2 separate regions of the Homo sapiens genome follow, and region 2 is linked to region 1. A link is a contact called in ENCODE Hi-C or POLR2A ChIA-PET data. All regions are on one chromosome and are shown on one strand. Each heading gives the region's core, a stretch centred on a gene start or an enhancer-like site at or near the end of the contact. The rest is flanking DNA. Distances are from core to core; before and after follow the strand shown.

Region 1 (3,309 bases), core at 456-2,955:
ACCAACTCATTTACTTGCTCTAGAAAAGAGCCAAACAATTATTTTGTAAATCCCATGTGTTGGCAGTACTTCCTTCACGTCTCACTTGAGCCTGCCACAACAAATATTCTTCTGGAATGAGACATTTTAAAAAATACTAGTGAAATTCACATGTTGGGTCTAATGAACAAGAAACAAGAGAGTGCCACAAATTATAAAACATCTATCAGTGCTGCCAGGGTAGTGATGTGGAAGTTGAAAAACCTGGGATCCTGTTCTGGCTTTACTGCATGGGCTTGGCAGAGTCGTCGAATCTCTCAAGGCCATGGTTTCCTTGCCTTTCATATGGAAGCTTTGGAGTAAATGATTTTGAAGGTCCTAACCAGCTCTAAATTTCTGTGACTCTCCAGCTAAACTGTTAAAGACTTTCTGAGGGCCAATTTGTTAATAGTAATAGATGATCCTGTACCAAGGCTAAGTATTTGTCTCTCTCTCTTGACCTGATATATTTTTCTGACCTTAGGCTGTTAAGGATTAGCTACCCATTTCCTTGAAAAGCAGCTTCCAAGATGGTTCCCCCGCAAAGCTGTCCCAATCCTTGTGACAGCGATAAAGAAATGTGCCTGTCAACAAATCCCACAACACAGAGCGAACTGAATGTTCCAAACCTCAGGAAAAGAACAAGAGTGGCGGTAAAGAAAAGAAAGGGTTGGAAAAATAAGGAGAGGAAGAGAAGTTGCAGAACTGCCCAAGTGTATTAAGTCAGTTGAGCTGGCTCCTGTCCAGGGCACTGTCTCTATTATGGTATTACTGCCTAGAAGAAAAGTTGTCTGGGCAGACAGGAGAACTCCGAGGGTACCTTGGGATTCTCATCAGGGAATCATCCCTCCATGATCACCTGTTGGAATGTAGCCTGTCCCCTGGCACGTGAGACAGGTGATGCTATCTCTCCCGGTGAATTCCACATATGGGAACTGAGCAATGGCTTCTTCCTGCTCTCGTTCAGCCAGCAAACCGTCCCTGTCATCTTCTTGCTTTCGCCTGCAGGAGGAGGGGCGAGCAGCAGCGGAATGCTGAGACCCCATGGCCGTGATATGCCACTGGTGTCATGTCCTAAGATGAAAAGAGGGAGTGCACGTTAGCGGCCCCAGTGAATCACGACAGAAATCGCTTGTTTCTATAAGAAAATTAAAAACGCAAAAATGACAAGTTGCCGCCCTGAGTGTGGTCCCAACACCTGTACGATTTCTATCGGGACCCTCATTTTGTAGTAGTGCTACCCACTCTCCTCTTACCCGCCACACACAGCCGGCGGGGGTGGGGAGGGGGAACGGGGCCTGCCTTTCACGCACCTGCCTCGATCCTCACCGCCCTGGGACTTGGGGCACCCCCGCTCCCACCTGGTCCAGCCTCGCCCCTTCCTCTTCACTATTTGTAAGCTCTATGCCCCTCCTCGAGCAACAAACAGGCACCAAATTGATAACCGGCCTTAACGATTCCCATTCCTCTCCACCCCCCAGCCCCAGGAGGCGGGCTCAGGTCACGCCCCTTGGCAAAAAGCGATGCTCTGAGCCCACCAAAGTGGCCCAGGCAGGAGCGAACGCCAGCGTCGCAGACCTGCAGGGCACGAACTCCCGGCAGCTCCTCTCCGGCCGCTCCCCCGACCACCTGCCAGCTTGAGGACTTACCAGCCTCTTCGGTCGGCGGAGCGGCACGCACTCAGCGCGCAGGCGCCAAATACCAAGCCCGCCAGGAGAACGCGGGCGCGCGCTCGCGCGTGCGCTCTTCGCGGCTCCGGAGGCCTTCCCAATATCGCAGCTGTCTGGCTCCCTCGGTTCCGGTAGAGGGCGGCAGAGAGCGCCGGGGAGCCGCGACCCTTGCTGTTGGGCCGCGGTAGTCCGCGGAGTCGGGATGATGCTCTGCTGTTCGCTAGATAGGCTGGGAAAGGCTCCAGTCAAGTTTCCAGAGCAAAACACTTCTCTGCTGCGAGAGGAGGAAGGTGCTGCCGGCTACCGAAGCCATTCTGAAATATTCTTTATAGTACAGGAGCTGTGTAGTCGCTGAGGGTACACACATGCGGAGCATTCGGATAAACTGCCTTTGCAAAAATTGTAAGTGAGAAAATTATGACAGTGAAAGAGATCTGACTTACCCAGTTCCGTCTTGCTTCTAACCTCCGAACTGCCCTTGTTCATTCCTGGGTATAGGCCAAACTAACTTTGGGAGGAATTTAGTTTATAGTTGAACTTCGAAGCAAAGATAACAGCCCTTCCCCAAAACAAACCCCCTTCTTGCCTGGGGACCAGACTGCCTTTGTAAGACTAACAAATTAGCCACAAGATTAGAAATTATGGTTTAGGAGTCATCCAGACAGAGGTCACAAGATTCCAAACCTTCCCTATTGCTCCAAGGGATAACATCACTATTGTAAAATCTAAGATCGGTGCTGGGGATATTTTTCAGACCCTGCATTCTGAGGCACCAGCTGGCAGTACCTAGACCAGTTATCTGGCTCAGCCAGTTCTGCAATCCCACCCAGGAACAGAAAACAGCAAGAAGAACCCACTTAGACCCCCCTATGATTTCATCTCCAACCTGACCAATCAGCACTCCCCACTGCCTGATACCTACCAGCCGAATTATCCTTAAAAAACCCCAGTCTCTGAATTATCGGGGAGACTTATTTGAGTGATAAAACTCTGGTATCTCATTCAGCCGGCTCTGCATGAATTAAAATCTCCATTGCAATTCCCCTGTCTTGATGAATCAGCTCTGGGCAACGGGCAAGGAGAACCCGTCCGGCAATTATATCAGAACCTGTCTTCAGTCCAGGAGGGGAACCCAGAGGCTTCATCAGACCCCTCCAATACTGTAGATAAAAGTGCTGCTGGAAGTCTCACAAGTCAGAGGGGCCCAGCCTGGGGGAAACCTTCCATGGGGAGTCCTGCTGGCTTCTCGCAGGAACGGACCCCACAGCTGAGCTTTGCAAGCCAATTAGGTGCCAAGAGGCACCAAGGAGTAGATTCATTCGGTAGTAGGGCCCCCCCTTCCCCAGACCTCCACAAAAAAGGCACGTACGTAAGAGGTTAGAAAGCACTTTTCGTTCGTTTGTTTGTTTGTTCGTTTGTTTTGAGATGGAGTCTTGCTCTGTCGACCAGGCTGGAGTACAGTGGCACAGTCTCAGCTCACTGCAACCTCCGCCTCCCGGGTTCAAGCGATTCTCCTGCCTCAGCCTCACAAGTAGCTGGGATTACAGGCGCACACCTCCACACCTGGCTAATTTTTGTATTTTTAGTGGAGACCGGGTCTCACCATGTTGACCAGGCTGGC
Region 2 (3,309 bases), core at 388-2,887, 240 kb before region 1:
ATGGGAATAGCCTACTGCCCAGACGCTACCTTGACCTAACATCAAATCATACCTAGAGGGAATCTAGAGCTGCAAGGAGTGGCAGTGAAAGGGTAGGTAGCTCTAAATCCAGATAGAGAATATGTGAGATTGAGAGACATGGAGAAGACAGGGGAGTTTGACCAGAGTAAGATAAACGGCAGGCAACCAACACCACAAATGAGAAAAGGAGAGGGAGAAGAATGAGGATTGGAAGTAGACTGAAAAACGAAAAAAGACTAACAGAGGGTAGTGTGAGAGTGTGTAGAAAAGAGAGTAGGAGAGGAGAAAATAAAGAGAAATGGTTGGCAGAACTGAAAGTTAAGCAGGAATATACTTATCATCTATAAGCATCTGAAGATGAGGATGGGTGCAGTAGCTCACATCTGTAATCCCAGCACTTTGGGAGGCCAAGGCAGGAGAATCACTTAAAGCCAGAAGTTCAAGACCAGCACAGGTGACATAGTGAGTACCTGTCTCTATAAATTCTTAAAAAAAAAAAAAAAAGTATAAGCATCTGAAGGTGGAAGGGATCTGATACATCTTAGCTCCAAAACAACATGAAAAGTATAAGACAGACTTAATATGAACATAACAACTTCCTAAAAGTTACAATAGAGAGATAAGAGCATAAGAATTGTGACCGCTCATTCTTTGAAAATGGAAAAAGAACAAGATTTGTTGCCAGAGACAAAGAGACAGTTGAAAGTTCTCTGAAGGTCCATTCTAGAAAGGTTAGATATATGCCCTGCTCATAGCTTCCCTTTTCACACAGGGATGGTTGGATCCTTTCCACCCAATTGTGTGTAACCGTAAATTCCAGCCCCAGGAGGAAAACCATCTCCTATTAGGAAGGCATGCATGAGCCCCCACCCAGCCCTCAGCTCCAGCATGCACAGCATGGGTGGCTGCGGTAGCAGCAGCAACTGCTGGGCGAGTGAGTCTGGGAAGAGGTGGGTGACTGGGAAGAGCTTGACATGACTGTCTCCAAAAAGGTGCAAATCACTGTTAGCTGAGGGACAATTGTGAGGATTAGAATGTTTTTATTTTCCCTGAAACTTCAACCCATTCATCATTTTAAATTAGGTACACAGAGGTTGAGCATTTTTGCTTCTAGAAAAATACACCTTCAAATATCTCAAGTGCTTCCTAAATACAATCTTCTATAACCTGATAGCCACCAGCCCTTTCCCTCACACACTCCATTCTTCAATTCCTAAAACTTTTCCTCAGTTGGCATGGTCCCAGACCCAATTATCTTATTTTTTCACCTCTGAATACATCCTGGTTAATGGCTAATCCTTCAATATTGAGGGCTCTGGAGCAGATGCAATACTTCACTTGATGCCTGATGAAACCAGAGTAAAGAACATTACAACCAGCACTTTCTTCATCTGTTGATATTATGATTCTATGTATGCAGCCTGTGATGACCCTGGCATTTTCACCACCCCGTAACACTGCCAAATTACTAGTTTACTAAGTTCCAAAAGGTTGACCACCATTCATCCATCCTGTTTTATAATTGGGCTTCTGGGACCAAGTGGGTACCTTCTATTACCCCACAGCTATACCCTTGTGCTTTTCCCATCATCTTTCCTCCTCAAACAGGCCCCAGATGCTAAGGAATGGCAGCATAGTGACGGAATTTATCCTCGTGGGCTTTCAGCAGAGCTCCACTTCCACACGAGCATTGCTCTTTGCCCTCTTCTTGGCCCTCTACAGCCTCACCATGGCCATGAATGGCCTCATCATCTTTATCACCTCCTGGACAGACCCCAAGCTCAACAGCCCCATGTACTTCTTCCTCGGCCATCTGTCTCTCCTGGATGTCTGCTTCATCACCACTACCATCCCACAGATGTTGATCCACCTCGTGGTCAGGGACCACATTGTCTCCTTTGTATGTTGCATGACCCAGATGTACTTTGTCTTCTGTGTTGGTGTGGCCGAGTGCATCCTCTTGGCTTTCATGGCCTATGACCGTTATGTTGCTATCTGCTACCCACTTAACTATGTCCCGATCATAAGCCAGAAGGTCTGTGTCAGGCTTGTGGGAACTGCCTGGTTCTTTGGGCTGATCAATGGCATCTTTCTCGAGTATATTTCATTCCGAGAGCCCTTCCGCAGAGACAACCACATAGAAAGCTTCTTCTGTGAGGCCCCCATAGTGATTGGCCTCTCTTGTGGGGACCCTCAGTTTAGTCTGTGGGCAATCTTTGCCGATGCCATCGTGGTAATTCTCAGCCCCATGGTGCTCACTGTCACTTCCTATGTGCACATCCTGGCCACCATCCTCAGCAAAGCCTCCTCCTCAGGTCGGGGGAAGACTTTCTCTACTTGTGCCTCTCACCTGACTGTGGTCATCTTTCTCTACACTTCAGCTATGTTCTCTTACATGAACCCCCACAGCACACATGGGCCTGACAAAGACAAACCTTTCTCCCTCCTGTACACCATCATTACCCCCATGTGCAACCCCATCATTTATAGTTTCCGCAACAAGGAAATTAAGGAGGCCATGGTGAGGGCACTTGGAAGAACCAGGCTGGCCCAGCCACAGTCTGTCTAGCAGGAAGGCCCTGAAAGGAAAGCTCCTTCACCTGGGGAATGGGAGAGTTACCCCATCCCCAGCCCTGGCAGATGAGTAACTCTCCTATGCTGAAAGGCTCCAGGAAAGAGCGTTCATGGCTTCCTTGGCACTAGAATCAGACCTGAAAGTTCCTCCTGATGTCCAATGTCCTGATGTTATCTCTCTGACTTCACTTCCACATTGTTTTTTCTTGGACCTTCCTCGGGAGAATTTCGGATTTTCCTTAGTTTTTTTCCTCAGTTTCTTTTCCTCTTAAGTTCTCACAACAGGATTCAATAAATAAGTGCACTTAACTCCATTTTATTTGTATATACCTTTACATGCTAGTCCCCCAACCTGAGTTTCGTACATACATTTAGAAATAAACTCTTTTATTTTTCAGCTCTTCATTTTACTGTTTTTCTTTCTCAAATTCCACTCTCACTTCCTGGGTCTACCCTCATCTACCCAATTCCTGTGAAAAGTAGGTAAAGAAGCAAGAAAAAAAGGGCTGGGCGCAGTGGCTCATGACTGTAATCTCAGCACTTTGGGAGGCTGAGGATGGAGTTTGAGACCTGCCTGGGCAACATAGGGAGACCCATCTCTACAAAAAATTTAAAAAATGAACTGGGTGTGGTGGCACATGCCTGTAGTCCCAGCTACTGAGGAGGCTGAGGTGGGAGGATTGCTTGAGCCTGGGAGGTTAAGGCTGCACGAGC

What was found. A loop is a pair of places that touch in the nucleus more often than their neighbours do. ChIA-PET counts read pairs that join two places held with the same protein, here RNA polymerase II (POLR2A). Pooled maps may share reads with other maps.
Region 2: POLR2A ChIA-PET joins it to region 1 with 10 read pairs in Panc1. The contact joins the promoter of OR10AD1 here to the promoter of TMEM106C in region 1. A Hi-C loop is called at or near these places in 2 of 168 maps with a recorded cell type or tissue (gastrocnemius medialis and naive thymus-derived CD4-positive, alpha-beta T cell), 4 of 37 single-sample maps with no recorded cell type and 11 of 50 pooled maps. POLR2A ChIA-PET finds 5 or more read pairs at or near these places in 4 of 52 experiments (CD4-positive, alpha-beta memory T cell, HEK293, Panc1 and 1 more).

Annotation. Positions count from the first base shown.
Region 1 is chr12:47,961,992-47,965,300 of GRCh38, reverse strand. It overlaps TMEM106C (transmembrane protein 106C), which reads right to left and starts at 1,705. Exons shown (of 8, transcript NM_001143842.2): 1 at 1,597-1,705; 2 at 878-1,092; 3 at 1-19. The coding sequence starts at 1,064.
Region 2 is chr12:48,201,620-48,204,928 of GRCh38, reverse strand. OR10AD1 (olfactory receptor family 10 subfamily AD member 1) reads left to right here and starts at 1,637. Exons shown (of 1, transcript NM_001004134.1): 1 at 1,637-2,590. The coding sequence starts at 1,637. The coding sequence ends at 2,590. All of the region lies in intron 1 of LOC102725258 (a long non-coding RNA gene), which reads right to left.